Regions from separate parts of the Homo sapiens genome. Here region 1 is linked to region 2. Evidence: read pairs that join two places in POLR2A ChIA-PET (ENCODE). Cell type or tissue: MCF 10A. All regions are shown on one strand. Each heading gives the region's core, and the rest is flanking DNA. Links, peaks and the distances in the headings are about the cores only.

Region 1 (12,665 bases), core at 4,094-8,093, 140 kb after region 2:
TTTTTCTGTGTATGTTTGATAAATTGTTCATTTTTAGTAACTTCTACAGTGGGAATGTTTTTGTAACAAGTGCATTGCTTTTAAAATACTTTATTATTATAGTGGATAATACAGATATTATTTCTATGATTCACACTGATCATAGAAACAAAAACACAAATTTTTCGTAGGGCGAGGTGCACACCTGTGAGAGGCTGAGACAGGTGGAATGCTTGAGCCAGGGGGACAGCAGAACCCTGTCTCTATAAAAAATAGAAAAATTAGCTGGGTGTAGTGGCACATGCCTGTAGTCCCAGCTACTCAAGAGGCTGAGGTGGGAGGATTACTTGAGCCCGAGAGGTTGAGGCTGCAGTGAGTCAGGATTGCTCCCCGCTGCACTCTAGTAGCCTGGGTGACAGAGCAAGACCTCGTCTCAAAATAAAAAGTAAATTTTTCTCAGGCTGGGTGTGGTGGCTCACACCTGTAATCCCAGCGCTTTGGGAAGCCAAAGTGGGAAGATTGCTTTAGGCTAGGAGTTTGAGACCAGCCTGGGAAACAAAGAGACTCTGTCTCTACAAAAATTAAAAAAATTAGCTGAGCATAGTGGTGTGCACCTGTCTAGCTACTCGGGAGGCTGAGATAGAGGATCACTTGAGCCCAAGAGTTTGAGATTGTAGTGAGCTGTGATCACGCTCACTCCAGCCTGGGTGACACAGCAAGACTCTGTCTAAATAAATAAATAAAATAAGTATTTCTTATGAAGTTTCTGTTTATGGCAACATGATAACTGGAGTTTAGTATGCAATGTAGAAGTTGCTTGATAATTTTTTTCACTTGATCAGAAGTTGGCAAGCTTTTTCTATAAAGGGCCAGAGACAAAATATTTAAGGCTTTGCAAGTTACATGTTCCCTGTTGAAGCCACCAGCTCTGCCACCGTGGTGTGAAAGCAGCCAGAGACAATGTGTAAACCAATGGGTATGATATTTTCAATGAATCTTTATTTATAAAAACAGATGGCCAGATTTTTCTGTGGGCTGTAGTATGCCTGTCTGCCCTTGATGTGGTTTGCTCTAACCTTTCAAGTAAAAATGTGTCCTTTTTCTTTTTATTTTTATCGTCTCTATGAGTTTATCTTGTTTTTAAAAAAATATTGATTGCTGGTATTCTGATTCTATCATTTGCCAACCTTAATTTCTCAGAGCTCCAAGTTCCTCACCTGCAATAATGATCTCCCAGGGTCATATTTTAGATGAAGTAAGGTAATTTATGCAAAAGCATCTAGCATGGGGCTTAGCACACAGTAGTTTCTGAGAACATAGGCTTTTTATTTATTCATTTGTTTTTATAGAAAAGTATATAAAAAACTTATAATCCAACTACTTCTATAGTCCTTATTGATACTGAAATAAAAATAACATTCATATGCCAACAAAATGTAAACAGTTTAAAAGGATATTAAATGAAAAATAAAAGCCTCCTATCTCTGCCTTCCTCATTTCTCCTCTCCATAGTAACCACTCTTAATCTTTTTGTTTGTTTTTTTAAGAAATAAGGTCTCACTCCCTTACCCAGGCTGTAGTGCAGTGGCCAATCACAACTCGCTGCATCCTCGAACTCTGGGCTCAAGGGATCCTCCTGCCTCAGCCTCCCGAGTAGCTAGGACTACAGGTGTGCGCCACCTTGCCTGGCCAGTTTTAAGACTTTTTTTTGCAGAGATGGGGTCTTGCTATCTTGCCCAGGCTGGTCTTGAACTCTTGGGCTCAAGTCTTCCTCCTGCCTCGGCCTCCCAAAGTGCTGAGATTACAGGTGTGAGCCAACACGCTTGGCTAACCTTTTTTTTTTTTAGATAAACATTTTGCATACTACATCAAGTATATATTCTTTTTTTTTTTTTTAAAGAAAATTTTCTTTGTGGTACAGGGCTGAATTTAATACAGTTGGTTTAACAGAATGGATTTCCTAAAAAGTGGTAGGGTTTTGTCATTATGTTTTTGTCACTGAAATTGAAATTGTAGTTTAATTGGGAATCTTACTATTTTGAAAGGATTTTGCTTTACTTGTTTTTATAAGACAAAGACTCTTCAATTGCAGGTTACTTGTCCTTGATTTCTTTTTTTGTTTTTATTTTATTATTATTATTTTTTTTTTGTAGAGACAGGGTCTCTAACTTTGTTGCCCAGGCTGCTCTGGAACTCCTGAGCTCAAGCGGTCCTCCCATGTTGGCCTCTCAAAGTGTTAGGATTACAGGCATGAGCCACTGCACCGGGCCTGTCCTTGATTTCTTTTGTGTAAACCTGGAGTTTTATGTTAGCTTTTATTTTTGTTTAGTTTTTTTTTGAGACAGGATTTTGCTCTGTTGCCCAGGCTGAAGTGCAGTAGCACAAACACAGCTTATTGCAGCCTCGACCTCTTGGGCTCAAGCAATCCTTCTGCCTCGGCCTCCTGAGAAGCTGGTTCTGCAGGCATGCACTACCATGCCTGGCTAATTTTTAAGTTTTCTGTGGAGATGGGTCTCACCATATTGCTCAGGCTTGTCTTGAACGCCTGGGCTCAAGTGATCCTCCCACCTCAGCCTCCCAAAGTGCTGGGATTACAGGTGTGAGCCACCATACCTGGCCTATGTTATTAGCTTTTAAATCAAGGTGTAATACTTCTGATTTAATTGTATAATTTTCAACATAAGCATTGGAAAGGTATCGATTTGCTTAATTTTGGTGGTTAATGAACACTAGCAAGACTCCTTCAAAGTTTGTTTTGGGGGAACAGTACTAATAATTTATAAACTCTCCGTACTCTGAGGTATAGCTTATTATGTGTTAAACTACTTAGCCTGTAGTGGAAAAGAATTTGTTAATGAGCTTTGTCATAATTCTGTTGCATCTTGAAGGTTATTGTTCAGTTCCAGCCCTCCTCAGTGCCAGATGAATGGGGCACCACGCAAGATGGACAGACAAGGCCCAGGGTTGTAAAGCGTGGAATTGATGATAACCTTGATGAAATTCCCGACGGTGTGTATAGTTTGTTTAGAACTGAGGTCTGTTTTAGTCCTCTCCATTTTAGCATCATTCTTTAGAATGATGAAGAAATAAACAGTTATTAGAATGCCCTGCCACAGCAGCCATTGCACCACCACTCCCAGCTAATATTTCTATTTTTTGTAGAGATGAAGTTTTGCCATGTTGCCCAGACTTTTCTCGAACTCCTGAGCTCAAGCTATTTGCCTGCCTCGGCCTCCCAGAGTGCTGGAATTACAGGCGTGAGCCACTGTGCCTGGCCATATCTTTCTTTTTGATTTTATTACTTTTGTATCTTTATTTTTTAATTGATACATATTAATGGGGTACACCTGATATTTTGATAAATGCATAGAATGTGTAATGATGAAATTGAAGTAAGTATTATGTCTATCACCTCAAACATTCATCATTTCTTTGTGTTGGGAACATTTCAGATCTTTTCTCCTAGGTATTTTTCTTTTTCTTTTTCTTTTTTTTTTTTTTTTCAGACAGGGTCTCACTCTGTTGGCCAGGCTGGAGTACAGTGGCGTGATCTCAGCTCATTACAACCTCCGCCTCCCAGGTTCATGCGATTCTCTTGCCTCAGCCTCCCGAGTAGCTGGGATTACAGGCGTGCACCACCACGCCCGGCTAATTTTTGTATTTTTAGTAGAGATGTGGTTTCACCACGTTGGCCAGGCTGGTCTCAAACTCCTGGCCTCAAGTCATCCACCTGCCTCAGCCTCCCAAAGTGCTGGGATTATAGGTGTGAGCCACCGCACCCTACCTCTCCTAGGTATTTTGAAATACACAATAAATTATTGTTAACTGTTGTCACCCTACTGTGCTATCGAACAGTAGAAGTTATTCCTTCAACATACCTGTATGTTTGTACCCATTAATTGACCCCTTTTTATCTTCACTTCCCCCCGACCCTTCCCAGGCTCTGGTAGCCATCATTCTGCCCTTACCTCCATGAGATAAACTTCTTTAGTTCCTACATATGAGTGAGGACATACAGATATCTTTATCTTTAAATTTGGAATTCTGTTAAAATACACATACCACATAGTATAGATTCTAAAATATGTTTTGTTGTGTGGAGAAGCACTTTGCTGGTTGGAACTAAGGTTTGGCAACACTTTTAGGCTTGTGGTTTTACACCTCACTGGTTTGTATTCCTCTGGTGCGGGGATTGCAGACTTTTTCTGTAAAGGGCCAGATAGCAGATAGGCTTTGCAGGCCACATGGACTCTGTTACAAACTACTCAGCTTTGCTATTGTTGTGTGAAATCAGCTGAAGACTGTATGTAAACAAATGAGCATATCCGTTTTCCATAAAGCTTTTTTTTTTTTTGAATGGAGTCTCACTCTGTTGCCCAGGCTAGAGTGCAGTGGCGTGATCTGGGGCTCACTGCAACCTGCACCCGCTGGGTTCAAGCAATTCTTGTGTCTCAGCCTCCCGAGTAGCTGGGATTACAGGCGCCCACCACCACGCCCGGCTAATTTTTGTATTTTTAGTGGAGACAGCGTTTTGCCATGTTGGCCAGGCTGGTTTTGAACTCCTGACATCAAGTGATCCACGTGCCTCGGCCTCCTAAAGTTCTGGAATTACAGGCGTGAGCCACCACACCCGGCCCACAAAACTTTATGTTATTTTTATGTTTTTCCTTGAATGGTTTCCCCTTCGTCAAAAACTTTATTTATAAAAGCAGGTGGCTGGGCCTGGTGGCTCACGCCTGTAATCCCAGCATTTTGGGAGGCCGAGGCAAGTGGATCACCTGAGGTCAGGAGTTCGAGACCAGCCTGGCCAACTTGGTGAAACCCTGTCTCTACTAAAAAAATACATATATAAAAATTAACTGGGCGTGGTGGTGGGTGCCTGTAATCCCAGCTACTCAGGAAGCTGAAGCAAGAGAATTGCTTGAACCCGGGAGGCGGAGGTTGCAGTGAGCCGAGATGGCGCCATTGCACTCTATCCCGGGCGACAAGAGTGAAACTCCATCTCCAAAACAAAACAAAACAAAACAACAGGTAGGATGTGGGTAGGATTTGGCCTGTGGGCCATTGTTTGCCATTGCCTGCTTTGGTGTATGTGCTTTGGTTTCTTCTGTACTATTACTTAAGAATGGATTTTATTTTTACAATTACATACACTTCATGTTTATTGAAGTGTATGTAAAATGTTTCAATAAAATGTATGTTTCTTGTAAAATAAATACTCACACGATGAAATCTGAGTAATCTCCACTGGGGCTTAGTGTCCTGGGGAGTTCTGAAGCATCACAAGGTTGTGGAGCCTCCATAGATACAAACCTGCTGCTCATCATGTGCTATTAGCTTCCAGGAACAGAGAGAGCCTGCTGCCTCCACCTCTTGTTCTAGTTCGCTTTTATATGCCAAGAGGGACAAATTGTTCCTCTAATTTGATAGGGGTAATGAGGCTTATTCTCTTTGAAGGGTCATGAATTTCTTTGGCAAGTTTGTGATGACGAAAGGGATATCTAGAATATTGCCATTAGGAAAATCCAAACAAATTCCCATCTTTTATGTAGGTTTAAAAATTTTTTTTGATAGGGGAGATGCCTCAAGTTGACCATTTGGTGTTTGTGGTGCATGGCATTGGACCTGTGTGTGACTTACGCTTTAGGAGCATTATTGAGTGTGGTAAGTGTTGGGTATATTGTATTTCATGGGATGATCTGAGAACTAATAGAAGAGCTTTGGAGTATTCATTTTTAGGATAGTTCCCAGCTGTGTACTACTTGCTGAGGAGTCTGTAAGAGGAAATTTAAATGGTCAGTGGGAAATACTAAGTTGTACTTGATTTGCTCTTGTGACATATGTGACGCATACAATCCCAGACTGTGAGGAATTAGAAGGGATCTTGGAAGTAGTTTAGCCTTGTTGACAGCCTTTGCCTGAGCACCTGCAGCAGCTAGGAGCACCTCTGCATTGAATGGATTTATAGTCAGTGAGTTGGGAGAAGTTGTTTAATGGAAACATGAATCTGCCTGGTTGACTTAAATTTTTGAAGTTTTATTTTTATGTCCATGTAATAATAGTTCGTATTTATTGAATATTTGGTATATGCCAAGTATCTTAGATGCCTTGTCATTTGACCCTCACAAATAAACCTTTGGGGTATAGGCGCTGTCACTGTTATCGCCACTACTGTGACTAATGAGGAACTGAGGCCTGGGATAGTGGGGGTTGGGGGTGAAGAGGTAAGGTAGGGGTTGGGGGTAAGTGAAACTCTCCCTTATCACAGTCAGTAGGGCCTGGAGCCTGGAGCCGGCAGTGTGATTCCAGAGCCTTTCCCCAAGGTGCCACGCTACCTCCCAGCAGTGGTGGTTAAACTGATATATCCCAAGCATCTATTCCTTTGCAATAATGGAAAGTTTAAAAGAGGTTCCCAAAAGTTACTTATTCCTTTCTTTTTAAAAAATTTTACTAATTCTCTTATCCTCATTTTTTTCTTTAAAAAATGTATCTTTATGTTATTAAAAATACTGGCATATTTGAGGTAACTGCTGACTAGCTATCAAGCTAGGAGAATTTAATTTATTTTCTCTTTTTTTTTTTTCTTTTGAAGTGGATGATTTTAGGGTGGTTTCTCTCAAATTGCTGCGGACACATTTCAAGAAATCTTTAGATGACGGGAAAGTAAGCAGAGTGGAGTTCCTTCCAGTTCATTGGCATAGTTCTTTGGGTGGGGACGCCACAGGTGTGGACAGGTTTGTGGATTTTGATAACTTGTTTTTCAGATTAGTCATATTTAAATTTAAGATTTAAACCGTAATATGAAATAGTTTATTGTAGCTTCAATCAATATGTTTTTAAAAATTGTATACTTCTGACATATAATTAAATATTGGCTGTAAAGTTTACACACTACTTTTCTCTCTGTGTGTGTGCATTCCTTTTGTAAATATTTAAGAGAATCTTAAGAAATTTTAGCTGGTTTTAAAATACAATTTTAATCTGTAGCAGTTTAGACAGGGGGCTGTCCTTTATGTAGTAGGATGCCTAATGGGCTTTCCACCCCAACAAAAATGTCTCCAGAAATTGCCAGATGTCCCCTGGAGGGTAAAAATCACCCCTGGCTGAGAACCACAGATTCAGAATATTGTTTCTCAGTGGAGATGCTCTTGTCAGGACAATTCTTTGCTGTCGCAGTGCAGACCACTTAACTTCCTTAGTGTAAAGGCCACTCAGTACTAGCAGTGCTCACCAGGCACTGTGACAATTAAAAATACTCTGCTCAATTTTGAATGCTCCCAATTGAGAATCATAAATACAGGTAATAGTTATGCTGGCACATGTCTAGATTTTAGTGAACACCGTAATGTTTCAGGGTACATAGTTTAATAAAACTATTTCTACAAACAGCGTTTTGTCTATGTTAGGCCCTATTGTAAGGGTGTTTTCTTTCTCTGTGTGTATTCCTAAACTTCATTTTGGTCATTCTCAAATTAGGGAAGATTTTTCATTCCATGTAGCCCTGTTTTTTCTGTTTGATATTCTCTTTAGTCCTTTTGACCCACAAGTTTTGTCAGGTGTCCAGATTTGCAGTTAACTGGAAGAAAAATGGAAGAGTAATCTTCCCTCTTTAAAAATAAAATAGAAATCTTTGCATATGACTTATATAGCAACTAACTCTTCAGAGAATCCCAAAATTCATAGTATAGTTATAGGCACAAATAACTTTAAAAAAAAAACTGAATTGTTTTTGAGACAGCATCTCACTGTCACCCAGGCTCTGGAGTGCGCTGGCATGATCATGGCTCACTGTAGACTTGGCCTCCTGGGCTCAAGTGATCCTCCCACCTCAGTCTCCCAAGTAGCTGGGACTATAGGTGCAAGCCGCCATGCCTGGCTAATTTTTAAATTTTCTGTAGAGATGGGGTCTCACTGTGTTGCTCAAGCTGGTCTTGATCTCCCGGGCTCAAGCGGTCCTCCTGCCCTAGCCTCTCAAAGTGCTAGGATCACAGGCATGAGCCACCACATGTGGCAGCACAAATTTTTTTGGTTTACCTTTATTTATACTTTTAATTTTTTTTTTGATGTGGAGTCTCGCTCTGTCACCCAGGCTGGAGTGTGGTGGCACAATCTCGGCTCACTGCAACCTCCACCTCCTGGGTTCAAGCGATTCTCATGCCTCAACCTCCCAAATAGCTGGGTGTACAGGTGTGTGCCATGACTTGTGGCTAACTTTTGATTTAAATTTTTTTTTTTTTTTTTGAGGTGGAATCTTGCTCTGTCGCCCAGACTGGAATGCAGTGGTGCAGTCTCAGCTCACTGCAACCTCTGCCTTTCAGGTTCAAGCAGTTCTCCTGCCTCACCCTCCTGAGTAGCTGGGATTACAGGTGTACACCACCACACTCGGCTAATTTGTGTATTTTTAGTAAAGACGGGGTTTCGCCATGTTGGCCTGGTTGGTCTTGAACTCCTGACCTCAAGTGATCCACCCACTTCAGCCTCCCAAAGTGCTGGGATTACAGGTGTGAGCCACCGCATCTGGCCTATCTTGATTTATTTATAATGACTATCTACAGAAACAACTCATAGTCTGTGGGGTTTTCTTAGTGTATTTTCAGGAGTCAAAAATCTAAACTTTAAAAAAATCTGTAAATTTAAGGTAGATGCTGACTGAATGTGCTGTATTTTTCTTTTTAAACAGGAATATTAAGAAAATCACTTTGCCAAGTATTGGTCGATTTCGTCACTTTACCAATGAAACTTTGCTAGATATTTTATTTTATAACAGCCCCACCTACTGTCAGACAATTGTGGAAAAAGTAGGAATGGAGATAAACCATCTGCATGCACTCTTTATGAGTCGGAACCCAGACTTCAAAGGAGGTGTCTCTGTTGCTGGTCACAGTTTAGGTAAAACTGTCAAATATTCACATTTTAAATACAATTTTTGTTGAGTCATAACTGCTTTCAGTGTAGGTGATATTGTTAGTGCAAAATTAAGAATTACAGATTTTAAGTTTCAGAAAAGGTAGAAATGAATGCTCTGAGTTTAGATTCTGCCTTTTCTATATTCACCTCTAGTATTACCTAGGGAATGCTATGTATTTTACTTTATTCTGCTGTTTGATAAAATAATTAATTATCAGGTCTTGAATAACATGTAACTTCTGTATGACTTTTGACTATAGACAGTGAAAAAAGAATTAGTGTTATAAAAGTACCTACTACATTATAAGGCAAAATGTTTCTTTTTCATAGGTTCTTTAATATTGTTTGACATCCTGTCTAATCAAAAAGATTTGAATTTATCAAAGTGCCCTGGACCTCTTGCTGTTGCTAATGGAGTTGTGAAGCAGCTACATTTTCAGGAAAAGCAGGTACGTCTGTACGTGGCCAATTAACATTTCGATTTAGAGTCTATGGAGCTGAACAATTTTCAAAAGTCTGAACTGTTTCTTGAAACTTTTGTTTGTTTGTTTGTTTGTTTGTTTGTTTTAACTGAGCCTCATTGGTTGCTTGGGCTAGTCTTGAGTTCCCTCCTGGCCTCAAGCGATCCTCCTGCCTTGGCTTCCCAAAGTGCTGGCATCAATAACTCTTCAGAGAATCCCCAAATTCAGAGTACAGTTATAGGCCCAAATATAATAGCTTCCGTGTCCAGCCCTGAAACTGGTTTTACATATTAAAGTACACCGAGGTTTAGAAATGGAATGGAATCATATAGCTCATTATTTGAGTTTCTCACTCTTCTTCTTTATGGGTTATAAATTTAAATGTGAAAGTTTGTGATTTTTAAAAATGTAAATTATAGGAAATGGAGACTTGAGTGATTTATTAAATTTATATACTTTTCAGAATATTCAATTTTTTTTTTTTTTTGAGGCGGAGTTTCACTTTTGTCACCCAGGTTAGAGTGCAATGGTGTGATCTCGGCTCACTGCAACCTCCGCCTTTCGGTTTCAAGCGATTCTCCTGCCTCAGCCTCCCGAGTAGTTGGGATTACAGGCGCCTGCCACCAAGCTGAGCTAATTTTTGTGTTTTTAGTAGAGACAGGGTTTCATCATGTTGGCCAGGCTGGTCTTCAACTCCTGACCTCAGGTGATGCACCTGCCTCAGCCTCCCAAAGTGCTGGGATTACAGGCGTGAGCCACTGGGCCTGGCCAGAATATTCAAACTTTGAATGGCAAAGTACTGTGCCTAAAATTATGATTTCTGTGTAAAGCAAAATTGTTTGAGAGTTTTCGTAGATCAGCAGTCATTATATGGGAGTTTTTCTGAGCTTGTAATGTTTTTCATACTTTTTTTTTTAAAGATGCCTGAAGAGCCAAAGCTGACTTTGGATGAGTCGTATGACCTTGTTGTTGAAAATAAAGAAGTCCTAACTTTGCAAGAAACTCTGGAAGCACTTAGCCTCTCTGAATATTTTAGCACTTTTGAAAAGGAAAAGATTGATATGGAGTCCCTGGTACTGATCATAGTTTGCTTCATTTTGTTTGAAATTGTTTTTCTTGTGTAGATTGAAAATTAAGAATAAACATTTTCGTATCAAAATACACTCCAGAGTAGACAAAGACTGAAATGTTTTAAAAAATTGAAAAACACAGAAGAATATTTTTTTATAATCTGAAAGGCTTTTCTGAGTATGATGCAAAATCCAGAAGCCATCAAAGAAAAAAATTGTATAACAGTAGACACCATAAACAACATCTAAAGGCCAGTGATACATTTGCAACACACATTATAGACAGAGGGCTTACTTCATTGATTTTCAAAGCTTCTACAAATCAGTTACAGAAAGACCATCACATCAGTGTGATATGTAAATAGGCAAAGAATATAAACATGATTTACAGAAAAGGAAATAACAAATGGTGTCTTCGCATATGAAAACTCATAAGAGAAATGGAAATTGAAAGTACAATGGGATTTTTTTTAACTTACCAGTTTGAAAAAATAGGAAGTTTGAAAATATGCTATGTGGCCAGGGTGAAGGGAACTAGGCATTGTTATATATTGTTGGTCAGACTGTAAAATATTACAAACTCTTTGGAAGGCAGTTTGGCAATATCTTTAAGAATATAAAAATTACCCTTTGCTTCATCAGTTTCATTGCCAGGAATATTTCCTATAGAGAAATATTCAAACAAGAATTATCTACAAGGATACTCACAGCAGTGTTTGCAAGGTAACAAAACATTAGAGACACCATTGGTGTTGAGGAGTAGGGTGCTAGTGAAATCATTTATGGTGCATCCGCATAACGGAGTACCCTACAGCTGTTGAATGAATGATGCAGTGTCAGAGATACCCGTCTCTAAGGTACATTTACATGAAGAGAGCAGAGTTCATTACTGTGTGCATAGTAGAGCACACACACAGAGAAAAACATGTAAGTGCTATGCATACATAAGACATCGCTTCAAAGAGAGCAAGTTTCCACAGTTGCGCTGAGAGGAGAATTCTATGTTTGGGACAGCAGTGGGAGGAAGATATTTCATCGTATGCTTGACTATAGCTTTGGAATTTTGTATACCATATGTGTATTTTCTGTTAATTAATAGAATGATTTAGGTGTGGAAGCCTAAGATTTTATAGCCTAAACTGATGCATGATTTAAATACAAAATAACTAACTTGTAAAAAGTTGAGTGGCTCTTAGATTGCTTTAGATGATGTGGTTTCTTTATAATTTTCATATTCTCATTTCAGTTCTTCTATCACTAGATTGATTAATGTGCTTGTCTGTTTCCTTTTAAAGCTTATGTGTACAGTTGATGACCTGAAGGAAATGGGGATACCCCTTGGACCCAGAAAGAAGATAGCTAACTTTGTAGAACATAAAGCAGCCAAACTGGTAAAGTTCACCTCTGACTCAAGAAAAACTAAAACTCATGGTGTGACCAGCTCGTTTATATTATAGAAAATTTTAATACTACTATGGTTAGGTAAGCTAGTTTGCTCCCTACCTAGGGCACAGTAATGGAGCTGATGGAAACCCAGACTTAGGAGTCAGAGTTGGGCTTAAGTCCACATTAGGCTAAGTGACCATCCTGGTTTTCCTGGGACTAAGTTCCTAGGATGAAGGGCTTTCAGTTTTAAAATGGATATTTAAGGTTTTCCTGGTGCAAACAGTGGTTAAGTTCTGACAAATAAATTCTCAGCTCAACTGCTCATTAACTGCGTATTAATGAGCAATTTGTATTTGGTTTTATTCATTTGTTTATTTTGAGATGGGATCTTGCTGTGTTTCCCACTGCTGGTCTCAAACTCCTGGGCTCAAGCTATCCTCCCGCCTCAGCCTTCTGATCATGAGTGATTTTCTTAATTTTTCTGATCCTTTGTTTTCTTCATTTCTAAAATGGAATAATACCTTCCTTACAGGATTGGAGTAAGCATGAAATAATGCATGCAAAGCTTAGCACCAAGTAATAGCTCACTTTCTTCCCAGTCCTTACCATCTAAAGAGATGAGGAAAAACATACACACTGAAGTCTTAAACACTAAACAGCAAAAATTGTTAACAATACAAAACAAGGCAACAGCTAAAAAGCATTTAAAACTAGAACAACTGGAAAATATACTTGTTTTATTAATTTTAATTTATTGATCAAATTAATTTTACAGAGGTTTTCTAATTAGAAAAATTAGATGACTCTTAGGGTGGCCGTCTTATTTGTATTGTTATTAACATGCTCTTTGATGATCCTTCCA
Region 2 (12,665 bases), core at 5,646-9,645:
GCAGTTACTGAGGGGTGACTGTATGAATTTGTGGGCACATAAACATTTAGCTTATAATATTTTGCCCTGTCCCCCTAAATGTATGCTCTTCTCATATGCAAAATACATTCATTATAATCCCAACATTCTTAAACTCTTAACTCATTCCACCATCAACTCTTAAAGTAAAAAATCCGAAGTCTCGTTTAAATATCATCTAACTCAGATGTGGGTGAGACTCAAGATATGATTCATCCTGAGGCAAATTGCTCTTCAGCTGCAAACCTGTGAAACCATACAAGTTATGTACTTAGAAAATACAATGGTGGGACAGACTTGGGCTAGACATTTCCATTTTCAAAAGAGAAATAGGAAAGAAGAAAGAGGCAGTGGAGCCCTAGTAAGTCCAAACTATAAGACAAACTCCTTGAGATCTTAAGGCTCGAGAATAATCTTCACTGAGTCCATGTTCTGCACTTCAGGCCCACTGCGGTAGAGGTTCTACCTTCCAGACCTGCTGAGGTGGGGGCCCTGCCTCCACGGCTCTACCCAGGAAGGGTTGTGCCCCTAGGGCCCTGCTGGTTGTTCCTATCCTCACGGCATCTGGCAGAGACCATCTTGCCTGTTGAATAATGCAGTCCCTGCCTACCCCTTTTGAAACCAAGGAAGCAGCCCTGATGATCTCTTAATCACCTTTGGGCTTGTTCTGCCTTTGTCTTGAAGAATAGTGCACATTCTCTGCCAAAAAGCTCTATGGTCCTGGCCTGTAAAACCCAGGAAGACTGATAGCCATCCTTCATTCCTTCCCAGTTCATTCCCTTTCATCTCACACTGGCTGTTCTCCTGCTGAAGTGGCTTAAGTCCATGGTTCACACCCATATTACTCTCCTTATCAGAGGGACTTGGGCACACCTGTAGTGTTTTCCCCTGAACGGGCCTTTTTAAAAATTTCCATAGTCTGGCTAGAACTTTTCAAATCTTTAAGTTCTACTTCATTTTTGCTTAACAACTCTGTCTTTAAGTCATAGCTCTCTTCTCGCATTTTACTATAATCAGGCAGGAGGAGGCAAACTTCATCTTTGACATTTTGCTTAGAAATTGCCTCAGGTAAATATCCAATTTCACTCTTAAGTCCTCCCTTCCACAAAATACTAGAACATGCACAAATTTCAACCAAGTTCTTTGCCACTTTATAACCAGGATCATCTCCATATTGTCCAATAACACGTTCCTTATTTTCATCTGAGACTTCATCAGAATGCTCTTCACGGTTCATGTTTTCTACTGACATTCTGCTCAGGATTACTTAGGAATTCTCTGAGAAGATTGAGGCTTTTTCTACAGCTCATCTCTCTTCTTTCTGAGTCCTCACCAGAATCACCTTTAAAGGTTCACACAGGGCAGTGTAGGCTTTTTCTAATAGTATGCACCTCCAAACTCTTTCAGCCTCTACCCATTACCTGGTTCCAAAGCTGCTTCCACATCTTTAGATGTTTGTTATAGCAGCACCCCTGCTGCTTGGTACCAAAATCTCGATTAGGGCTTTCCAGAACCAATAGTGTATACGCGCGCATGTGCTTGCATACACAGGCGTGTGCACACACACACACACACAAACACACACAGTTGACCCTTGGACAACACAAGTTTAAACTGTGTGGGTTCATGTATAGTGTATTTTCTTTTGCCTCTGCCACCCCTGAGACCTCAAGACCAACCCGTTCTCATCCTTCCTCTTCCTCAGCTTACTTAACATGAAGATAAGGATGAAGACCTTTATAATGACCCACTTCCACTTAATGAGTAGTAAATACATTTTCTCTTCCTTATGGTTTTCTTTTTTTTTTTTTTTGAGATGGAGTTCCGCTGTTGTTGCCTAGGCCGGAGTGCAGTGGTGCGACCTCGGCTCACTGCAACCTCCGCCTCCCGGGTTCAAGCGATTCTCCTACCTCAGCCTCCCAAGTAGCTGGGATTTCAGGCATGCGCCACCATGCCTGGCTAATTTTTTGTATTTTTAGTAGATATGGAGTTTCACCATGTTGGCTGGTCTTGAACTCCTGACCTCAGCTGATCCGCCTGTCTTGGCCTCGCAAAGTGCTGTGATTACAGGTGTGAGCCACCACGCCTGGCCCCTTGTGGTTTTCTTAATAACATTTTCTTTTCTCTAGCTTACTTTATTTATTCATTTATTTATTTATTTTTTGAGACAGAGTTTCCCTCTTGTCGCCCAGACTGGAGTGCAGTGGCACGATCTCAGCTCACTGCAACCTCTGCCTCCTGGATTCAAGCGATTCTCCTGCCTCAACCTCCCGAGTAGGTGGGATTACAGGTGCCTACCACCACGCCCAGCTAATCTTTTGTGTTTTTCGTAGAGATGGGGTTTCACTATGTTGGTCAGGCTGGTCTCGAACCCCTGACCTCAGGTGATCCACTTGCCTTGGCCTCCCAAAGTGCTGGGATTACAGGTGTGAGCCACCGTGCCCAGCCTAGCTTACTTTATTGTAAGAATACAGTATATAATACAGCATACAAAATATGTGTTAATCAACTATTTATGTTATTAAGCTTCTAATCAGTAGTAGGCTTTTCATAGTTAAGTTTTGGGGGTGTTAAAAGTTGTATGTGGATATTGTTTTTGTTTTTGAGACAGGGTCTTGCTTTGTCACACAGGCTGGAGTGAAGTGGCGTGATCTCAGCTCACTACAGCCTCGACTGCCTAGGTTCAAGCGACTCTCATGCTTCAGCCTCTTGAGTAGCTGGGACTACAGGTGCACGCCATGATACCTGGCTAATTTTTGTATTTTTTTTTTTTTTTTGTAGAGATGGGGTTTTGCTATGTTGCCCAGTCTGGTTTCTAACTCCTGAGCTCGGGTCATCCAACTATCTCGGCCTCCCAAAGTGCTGGGATTACGGGTGTGAGCCACTGTGCCCAGCCAAAAGTTGCATGTGCATGGGGAGTCAGCACCCCTAACTCCTGCATTGTTCAAGGGTAAACTGTGTGTGTGTGTGTGTGTGTGTGTGTGTGTGTGTGTGTGTGTATAGTGTATATATATACTATATAGATATACACTATATACTATATATAAATACTAATTAATCTCTCTGTATACACTATATACTATATATATATATATAGAGAGAGAGAGAGAGAGACGGAGATTTAACATCTATACCGAAATTATTACTTACAGAGATCTGTTATTTAAAGATAATTATTATAAGGGATTGGCTCATGTGATTATGGAGGCTGCCATCTGCAATCTGGAGAACCAGGAAAGCTGGTGGTATAGTTCCAGTCCAAGCCCAAAAACTGAGAATCAGGGGAGTCAGTGATGTAAGTCTCAGTTGGAATCCAAGGGCCTGATAACCAGGAGCACTGATGTCTGCAGGCAGGAGAAGATGATGTCCCAGCTTAGAGAGCAAGGTAGCCCATCCTCTGCCTTTTTGTTCTATTCTGGCCCTCAGTGGATTGGATGATGCCCACCTGTATTGGTGAGGGCAGTCTTTATTCAGTTTACCAATTCAAATGCAAATCTCTTCTGGAAATACCCTCAGAAATAATGTTTTACTAGCAATCTGGGCATCCCTTCCCAGTCAAGTTGACCCACAAAATTAACCATCACAGGGTCATTTACGGATATTTCATACACTTTAAAAACGAGATCAAGAAAACTAGTCAGAGGTTCTGTTTCTGACAACAGCAGTATTTGATGAGATAATGGCCAAGAATTTTCTAAAACCAACTATAAATACAAGCCACAGATTCAAGAAGTACTTTGAATCCAAGGAAAAAACATAAAGAAAACCACACTCAGTTACCTCATAGTAAAACTGATGAAAAGTAAAGACAAAGAGGATATCCTAAAAGCAGCCAAAGAAAAAAATACACATTAAATTCAAAGGCATGTTAAGCATTGATAGAAACAATGGAAGCCAGAAGACAATGGAATGACATCGTCAAAGTGCCTGTCCAGAATTTTATACCTTCAGAAATTAAAAATAAAGACATTTTGAGACAAATAAAAACAGAGAATTTGTCACCAACAGTCTCTGCATTAAAAGAAATACTAGAGAGGGCTGGGCACAGTGGCTCATACCTGTAATCCCAGGATTTTGGGAGGCCAAGGCTGGCAGATCACCTGAGGTCAGGAGTTCAAGACTAGCCTGGTCCAACATGGTAAAACACTGTCTCTACTAAAAATATGAAAATTAGCCAGGCGTGGTGATGGGAGCCTGCAATCCCAGCTACTTGGGAGGCTGAGGCAGGAGAATTCCTTGGACCTGGGAGGCAGAGGTTGCAGTGAGCTGAGATCATGCCACTGCACTCCAGCCTGGGCAACAGAGTGAGACTCTGTCTCCAGAAAAAAAAAAAAAAAAAAAAAAAAAACCTAGAGAGATTTTCAGGCAAAAGGAAAATGATTCCAGATGGGAGCATGGAGGGGTAGGAAGAAATGAAGATCAATGGAAAGGGGAAATAGTAAATTTAAGTGAATTTGTCATCATACATGGGGCTTAACTTTAAATGTAGAATTAAAATACACAACAATAGTAGTAACAATGGGGAGTTAGAGGAGTTGGTATTCTAAGTCCTTTCACTGTCCAGCAGCTGGAAAAGTACAAATTTACATTAGGCTTTTGTAAATTAGGATTCATGTTATCCCCTACAGTGTAACCACTAACAGAATAATAAAATATTGTAAAAAGCTCATAAAGGAGAAAAGCAGAATAATAATGATTTAAAAACTTAATCCAAAAGAAGGCAAGAAAAGGTATGTATGGAACAAATGGGACAAATAGTAAGATGATAGTTTGATTCCTAAATATGTCAGACATTACATAACAAATGAGTAGACTTAATGCTTCAATTAAAAACCAAAGATGTTTATACTAGAAAAACAATAAAATCCATCTACATGCTTACTTTCAAGACAAATGCCTTAGAGATATGAATACAGAAAGTAAAAGCATAGAAACTGTGTGAATATTAGCCTAACGAAAACTGGTGTCACTGTGCTAATATCAAAGTAGACTTTAAGGCAGGAAGTAGAGAGAATCATTTCAAAAATAACAAAATGTTCAAGTCACCAGAAAGAATAGTTTGAAATTTGTATGCATCTAAGTATAACCTTAAAACCAACTATAAATATATATAAAAAGCAACGAGTCATTTGGTTTACATTTTTTAGTTTAGACTGTCAATTTGAAATGACAGAGGAACGTGAGTATTCCTGTTGGCAATGTTACAGAGAAGAAAGGAAAGGCGAGCAGACTTTTCCCCTTTTCAGATTATCTTTTTCCTTCTTTACCAACATGTCTCCATCCTCTGATGTATCCAGTGCAAATATAGACTCTTCTGTGGCGTTTTGAGCATAATCTGCAGAAGTCCTTCAAGAAATGTTTGTATTTAAATATTATGCTACAAAAGACTTTGGAGTATATAGTATGCACCTCTGTCTTTGGGTTAATATTTGTTGGTATGTCAGTATAATTATAAATTCTTGTCAAGTGTGGTGGCACATACCTGTAGTCCCAGCTAGTAGAGGTCTAAGGTGGATCACTTGGGCCCAGGAGTTCTGGGCTGGAGTGAGCTATGCTGATTGGGTGTCTGCACTAAGTTTGACATCAAATACGGCAGCCTCTTGGGAGGGGAGACGACCAGGTTGCCTGAGGAGGAGTGAACTGGCCCAGATCAGAAATGGAGCAGGTCAGAACTCCCACGCTGTGATCAGTAGTGGGGTCGTGCCTGTGAATAGCCACTGCACTCCAGCCTGGCCAATATAATGAGATCCTGTCTCTTAAAAGGGAGAGAAAGAAAAGGAAAAAAATTATGAATTCTCCTGTGCTAGCTCCTCAAGTCATAATTGCACAACCGTGTGAGTGTTCAGGCTGATGGGTGCTCTCTGTTTCACCATTTCCCAGCCTCTCTGTGACTGTTCCAGTGGACCTAGGAAAGGTAATCTTTGCCTCAGGAATGTAGTGTGCAGTATTAGAGCATACTAAAGGAAGTAAACACCTGAGACTCATTAGTAAATGCACCTTCTCTTCCTTTTTACCCTTGTTCCTCACATGAATGTTTATAGAGATAAACTGGAAAGTGTCCAAAAGAGCGGTGAAAATAGAACCTACAAAATAAATTATGGTTGTATGCTGTGAACATAAGTCATTTTAAGTTCTCAAGTAAAATTAAAAGGACTAGTGCCAAGAATGGTAACTGGTTACTTTCCATTTCTCCTGTTCTCCTTATGTGAGAGAACTAAGAAAGCAGGGTTTGGATTAGGTTTAAAGAATTTCCATGGAGTGGGGAATAGTGGTCAAAGAGAACTTCAGTTTTATCTGTAATGTTTAAACTTTCAAAAAATGGGATATATTAATATATTCCCTATATAATGTTAATAAAAATAAAAATGATTGCTGGACATGCATTGGTGGATTAAATGTATATCTTTTCTGTATGTCAATAGGATGGTGAGCCATGTCTAGAAATACGTAGTTGCAGTACCCCTTAGAGGCAAGGTCATGAGTAGGGAGTCGGTTAATTTTAAAAATTTTATTTATATTTATTTACTTTTTGAGACAGTGTCTCACTATGCTGCCCAGGCTGGTCTCAAACTCCTGAGCTCCAGTGATGCTCCTACCTCAGCCTCCTGAGTAGCTGGGACTGCAGGCACACACCACCGGATCTGGCAGTGATGTTTAATTTTTTGTGTTAACTTGACTGGGAAGGGATGCCCAGAAAGCTGGTACAAAATGATTTCTGGTCATGTGTGTGAGGGTGTTTCCAGAAGATACTTGGCGTTTTGAGTTGGTGGACCGAGTAAAGAAGACCCATTCTTATCAGTGTAGGTGAGCATCATCCCGTCTGTTGAGGGCCGGAACAGAAGCAAAAAGGAAGTATGAATTCACTGTGTTTGAGCCAGGGCATCCATCTTCTCCTGCTCTTGGACATCAGAGCTCCTGGTTCTCAAGCTTTCGGACTCAGATTGGGGCTTAAACCATCAGCCTCCCAGTTCTCAGGCCTTCGGACTTGGACTGGGACTTTTACCATTGACTCCCCTGGACTTGGACTGAATTACACCACAGGCTTTTCTGGTTCTCCAGCTTGCAGATGGCAGATTGTGGGACTTTTTGGCTTCTATAGTCACATGAGCAATTCCAATAATAAATCTCCTCTCATTTATATATCCTCTTAGTTCTGTTTCTCTAGAGAACCGTAATGCAGGAGAAAAATTTTTTTTTCTAAAGTGGTATGAAAATCTTTATCCTACAGTTGCTCATCTCCTTTTAAGTGAGTCACTTTCTAAGTCAAGCAATTGAATCTTTTCCAGGACTATTGTTTTAGCTTGCCCTACTGGTCATGCTTTTCAAGATAATCACTTCCTAATCAGTTTTTTTTATCTTGCTGGGGAAGTCAGGTTTCCTTGTCTCTCTTTTCCAGGAAGAGGCACGGTTACAAAATTGACTTTTTCCCCCATTGTAATATGTTTAAAAAGTTGGAAAGAAATCTTTATGCCATCAGACCTTGCTAGATTCTATTTTTTTTATTCCTTGTTATACTGTGTATATCCTGATCTCAAAATGGTAGCTTTAATTGAACCAAGTTTCTTTTCCTGGTGGGTAACAAATAAATACATAGCCTGCTTTGGTGCTTTTAAAAATTGTACTGTGAAATTAGGCCTGATGGATAATAGGATTGCCAAACAATAGTGACGCTGTACTTTTACATTTGTCTTGTTTTAATTCTAAGTATAAAATGTAGAAATCATTTAACCCTGTAGCTCAATATGCACATTCCTGCCGGACATCTCAGGCTTTTTATGTGGCAGTGGTGGTGTATTTTGTTTCACCTAAGGCAAAATAATTACAGGAGTAGAGATTGCTATTATTTTCTGTGAGGTCTTCTTTTGTTTGTTTTATTTTCTAGAGTGAGTGTTTTTGCTTGGAAATAGCTCAGTGTTCAGTTCATAATTTTTCTTTTCATTGTGATAATTTTGATTATTTCCTTGAACACTATTCCAGACACCTACATCTTTTCACTAGTGTTGATACATTTCAAGAATTATAGGCTGTCCTATCCTAACCTCCATTTTTGGCAGAAAGTATACTTTTAGTTTTTTATCCTCTTCTTAAGACTCCTAACAAGTTCTTTTGTTCTTCAGAAGGAGATTTTTTTGAAAATAAATAAATAAATAAAAAACTTGAGATTTAATTTACATACCATAAAATTAACCCTTTTAAAGTGTGCAGTTAAGTGGTTTTTAGTAGATTTGCAAGGTTACGCAACATTTACCACTCTCTAATTCCAGAACATTTTCGGCATCCAAGAATGAAACCTCTCAGATGGCCAGTTATTTCTCATTACCCCTACACCAGCTCCTGGCAACCACTAACCTCAGCTCCTAATCTACCTTCTGTCTCTAGGGATTTTCCTGTTCTCAATATTTCACATAAATGAAATCATACAATATGTGCACCTTTGTGATTGTTTTTTTTCACTTAGCACAATGTTTTTAAGGATTGTCCATGTTGAAACATGTATCAGCACTTCATTCCTTTATAGCTGAATAATATTCCCTTGTATAGATAGACTATGTTTTGTCTGTTCCTTCATCCCTTGATGGATGTTTGGGTTGTTTCCGCAGAAGGAGCTTTTTTTTTTAATTTAAATTTTTAGGTAGTACAAGTGCGTGGTTTAACAACAATGTAAATAGTAGTAAAAGGTATTCAGCGAAGCCTCCCTCACTCCTCTGTCCCTATCTGCCCTATTTCCACTGCTTCATCCAACCTAGCACCATCATTAGTTTATTGTGAATCCTCTGAGAGTTTCTTTATGCATTTACAAACAAATACAATTATTATGCTTATAGTCTTCATTTTCCCAGCCTTCCCAAGTGTATAGACTACATTTCTAGGAGAGGAACAGATTGGATAAAGCATGTACACAGTTTGAATTTTGATGCATCTCCAACACTAAGTATTACTTTTAACAAAGAGATTTCTTTTTGACAGTCTGATACAAAGTGATCTTCCTATTTTATTTCATTATTGCTGAGCTTAATTATATTTTTAATGTTTATCATCCATACTCCATAAAGTATGGAGATATATATATATATATATATATATATATATATATATATTTTTTTTTTTTTTTTTTTTTTTTTTTTTTTGAGATGGAGTCTCACTCTGTTGCTCAGGCTGGAGTGCAGTGGCGCGATCTCGGCTCACTGCAAGCTCCATCTCCCGGGTTCACACGCCATTCTCCTGCCTCAGCCTCCCGAGTAGCTGGGACTACGGGTGCCCGCCACCACGCCGGGCTAATTTTTTGTATTTTTTAGTAGAGACAGGGTTTCACCATGTTAGCCAGGATGGTCTGGATCTCCTGACCTCGTGATCTGCCTACCTCGGCCTCCCAAAGTGCTGGGATTACAGGTGTGAGCCACTGCACCTGACCTATCTTTTTTTACTTTGGGGACATTACCTTTTTCTTTTCTACAGATTTTATTGAGGAACTGTTGCACAAGGGGAAAAGAAACCTCAGTCCAGGATTGTGCTCAATTCCAGATATAGTAAGGACAAGTGGGGATTTACAGCAAAAGAGTGTGGTAGGAATCTGTGGATGGAAAATTACCGAGAGGAAAACCTATTACCTTTTTCTTGTTGATTGATACAGCTCTTTCTATTTCGTAAATACTAACCTTTAGCATGCCATGTGTTGCAAATAATTTCCTGTTTGTCATTTGCTTTTCATTTTGTTCATAGTGTGATTTACCACCCAGATATGTTTCATTTTTAATGGAATCAAGCCTGTTCATTTTATGACTTCTGGATTATGTATCATGCTTCCGAAGGTCCTTCTGCTCTGAGATGATAAAGAATCTGCTATATTTTGTTTTGCTTTTATTTTTAGCAATTAGCTCATCTACAATTAATTGGGGGGCATGGCTTGCAGTGGGAATTTAACTTTTTTTTCGTGTGGAGAACCAATTATTTCAACATTGTTTTAATTTTTTTTTTTGAGATGGAATCTCGCTCTGTAGCCCAGGCTGGAGTGCAGTGGCGCAATCTTGGCTCACCGCAACCTCCACCTCCCGGGTCCCGGTTCAAGCAATTCTCCTGCCTCAGCCTCCTGAGTAGCTGGGATTATAGGCACGCACCACCATGCCCAGCTAATTTTTGTATTTTTAATAGAGATGGGGTTTCACTGTGTTGGCCAGGATGGTCTTGAATTCATGACCTCGTGATCCGCTTGCCTTGGCCTCCCAAAGTGCTGAGATTACAGGTGTGAGCCACTGCGCCCAGCCTAATTTTTAAAAATTATTATCTTTTTTGAAATAGTGTCTTACTCTGTTGCCCAGGATGGAGTGCAGTGGCTTGAATTCAGCTTACTGCAACCTTCGCCTCCTGGGGTCATGCAATTCTCCCATGTCAGCCTCCTGAGTAGCTGGGACTACAGATGTGTGCCACCATGCCCTGCTAATTTTTGTATTTTTTGTAGAGACAGGGTCTTGCTGTGTTGCCCAGGCTAGGCTCAAACTCCTGGACTCAAGCAGTCCACCCACCCTGGCCTCCCAAAGTGCTGGGATTACAGACATAAGCCACCTCTCCCAGCCTGTTTTTCAAATTTTAGTTTCGGGGCGACATCTGCAGGTTTGTTACATGAGTATATTGCATGATGCTGAGGTTTGGTCTTCTGTTGATCCCGTCACTCAAATAGTGAACATACTACCCAATAGACGGTTTTCTAACCCTTGCTTCCTTCCCACTATCCCCCGTTTCGGAATCTCCAGTGTTTATTGTTTCCATTTATTGAGACACCATTCTTTTCCCTTCTTTATCATCATTTATGAGATGCTCATTTTTACATAGGTCGTGTCTGGCTTCTCTATTCTAGTGATTCATTTATCTTTTCCTTTACCTAGTATCAAGTTTTAATTACCATGCTTTTTTAAATCCCCCTCTTGCTCTGTCTCCAATGTTGGGTTTCACTCTGTCCCCCATGCTGGAGTACAGTGATGGAATCGTAGCTCACTGACAACTTCTTGAACTTCTGAGCTCAATCAGTCCTCTTGCCTCAGCCTCCAAAGTAGCTGGAATTACAGGTGCAGGCCACCACGCCTGGTGTTACCATAGTTCTGCCTAGGAAGACAAGTAGTCTCAATTTCTTTTCAAAATCTTTACTGGATATTTTTACGCATTTAGTCTTTCAAGTGAAATTTAAAATATATTTAAATTTCCTGGCCGGGCTCAGTGGCTCATGCCTATAATCCCAGCACTTTGGGAGGCCAAGGTGGGCAGATCACAAGGTCAAGAGATAGAGACCGTCCTGGCTACATGGTGAAACCCCGTCTCTACTAAAAATAAAAAAATTAGCTAGGCATGGTGGCGTGCGCCTGTAGTCTCAGCTACTCGGGAGGCTGAGGAGGGAGAATTGCTTGAACCCGGGAGGCAGAAGTTGCAGTGAGCTGAGATCACGCCACTGTACTCCAGCCTGGCGACAGAGGGAGACTCAGTCTCCAAAAAAAAAAAAAAAAAAAAAACTCCCTAGAAGTCCCATAAGAATTTTGATTGAAATTGCATTAAATTTCTATATTAATTTGAGAGATACCAACAAGTTTGAAATGTTGAACCTGTGCATCCAGGCTCATGGTGCTTTCATGTATTTATTTTCTGTATGCTCTAAATGAAAGTTCTGTGGTGCTTTTCATGTAGATATTAGACCTTTCTTTTATTCATTTGTTTGTTCGTTTTGTTTTTTTTTTTCTTTCTTTCTTGAGACTGGGCCTGGCTATTTTGCCCAGGCTGATCTTGAACCCCTGGGCTCAAGCAATCCCTCTGCCTTGGCCTCCCAAAGTGCTGGAAGTACCACTCCCGACCTAGACATTTCTTAATTGGAATTAGTCCCAGAAACTTTATTGCTCCTGTTGCTAATGTTATGATACCTTTTTTCTATTACATATGCAAGTGGCCTATATTAATGCTTTTTTGTATGTTTTTATTTATATGTGGCCACATCAGTGGACTCCCATCTATTAATATATTATTGGTTTCTCAAGGTCTGAAAAACTGCTAAATATATAATATTCCATTTCCTTACAATATGTATAGTTAGTTTTTAACCTTTTATATTACATCTAGAGTCCACGCTTTTTCCATGAGGCTGAGGTTTAGCAAATGAAAAATATACAGCATATAGTAAAGGCTCGATGTTAGTTTTTTTCCTCACTGTTTCAGTCTAACACATAGATCAAAAAATAAAAAAAACTAAACTAAGTAAAATTTGTAAGGAAATAGATATCTACACGTCATAATCTAAGTTCTCTACCTTAATTTCTCTCTTCTTTGGAAAATGGTATGATGATAGGTGGTTGGAATTTTTCTTCACTCAGATTCTCTTTAGGTTTCCTTAGGGGGAAAAATCAATCAAAGAAAAATTTTATATATTTGATTATACTAGAATCTAAAATTTTTTTTGCCATTTATTTCTGGAAGAAACTGGATTATCAAATATAATTCTTTTTTCTTTTTTTGAGGCAGCATCTCTCATTCTGTTGCCCAGGCTGGAGTGCAGTGGTGTGATCATGGCTCACTGCAGCCTCGACCTCTCTCGGCTCAGGTGATCCTTCTACTGTCAGCCTCCTGAGTAGCTGGAACTACAGGGTTGCTCCACTATGCTTGGCTAATTTTTA

The links. ChIA-PET counts read pairs that join two places held together with the same protein. Peaks named below come from ENCODE experiments on the same cell type or tissue, not always from the same donor. Only the 100,000 strongest peaks of a DNase experiment are listed, where the experiment ranks them.
Region 1: POLR2A ChIA-PET joins it to region 2 with 5 read pairs; 2 of 35 experiments call an interaction of 5 or more read pairs at or near these places.

The regions. Positions count from the first base shown.
Region 1 is chr10:119,909,177-119,921,841 of GRCh38, forward strand. It overlaps SEC23IP (SEC23 interacting protein), which reads left to right. Exons shown (of 19, transcript NM_007190.4): 6 at 2,868-2,988; 7 at 5,554-5,643; 8 at 6,572-6,713; 9 at 8,660-8,868; 10 at 9,217-9,335; 11 at 10,268-10,420; 12 at 11,713-11,808. Among named protein-coding and RNA genes, the nearest start is that of SEC23IP, 23 kb to the left of the region's middle. RefSeq lists an enhancer at 12,649-12,665. In MCF 10A, for the core only: no CTCF peak of the experiment used is centred there; no DNase peak of the experiment used is centred there.
Region 2 is chr10:119,762,768-119,775,432 of GRCh38, forward strand. The region is part of intron 2 of INPP5F (inositol polyphosphate-5-phosphatase F); the gene reads left to right. It also overlaps the pseudogene RN7SL846P. Among named protein-coding and RNA genes, the nearest start is that of INPP5F, 43 kb to the left of the region's middle. In MCF 10A, for the core only: no CTCF peak of the experiment used is centred there; DNase peaks (open chromatin) are centred at 5,884, 7,314 and 8,324.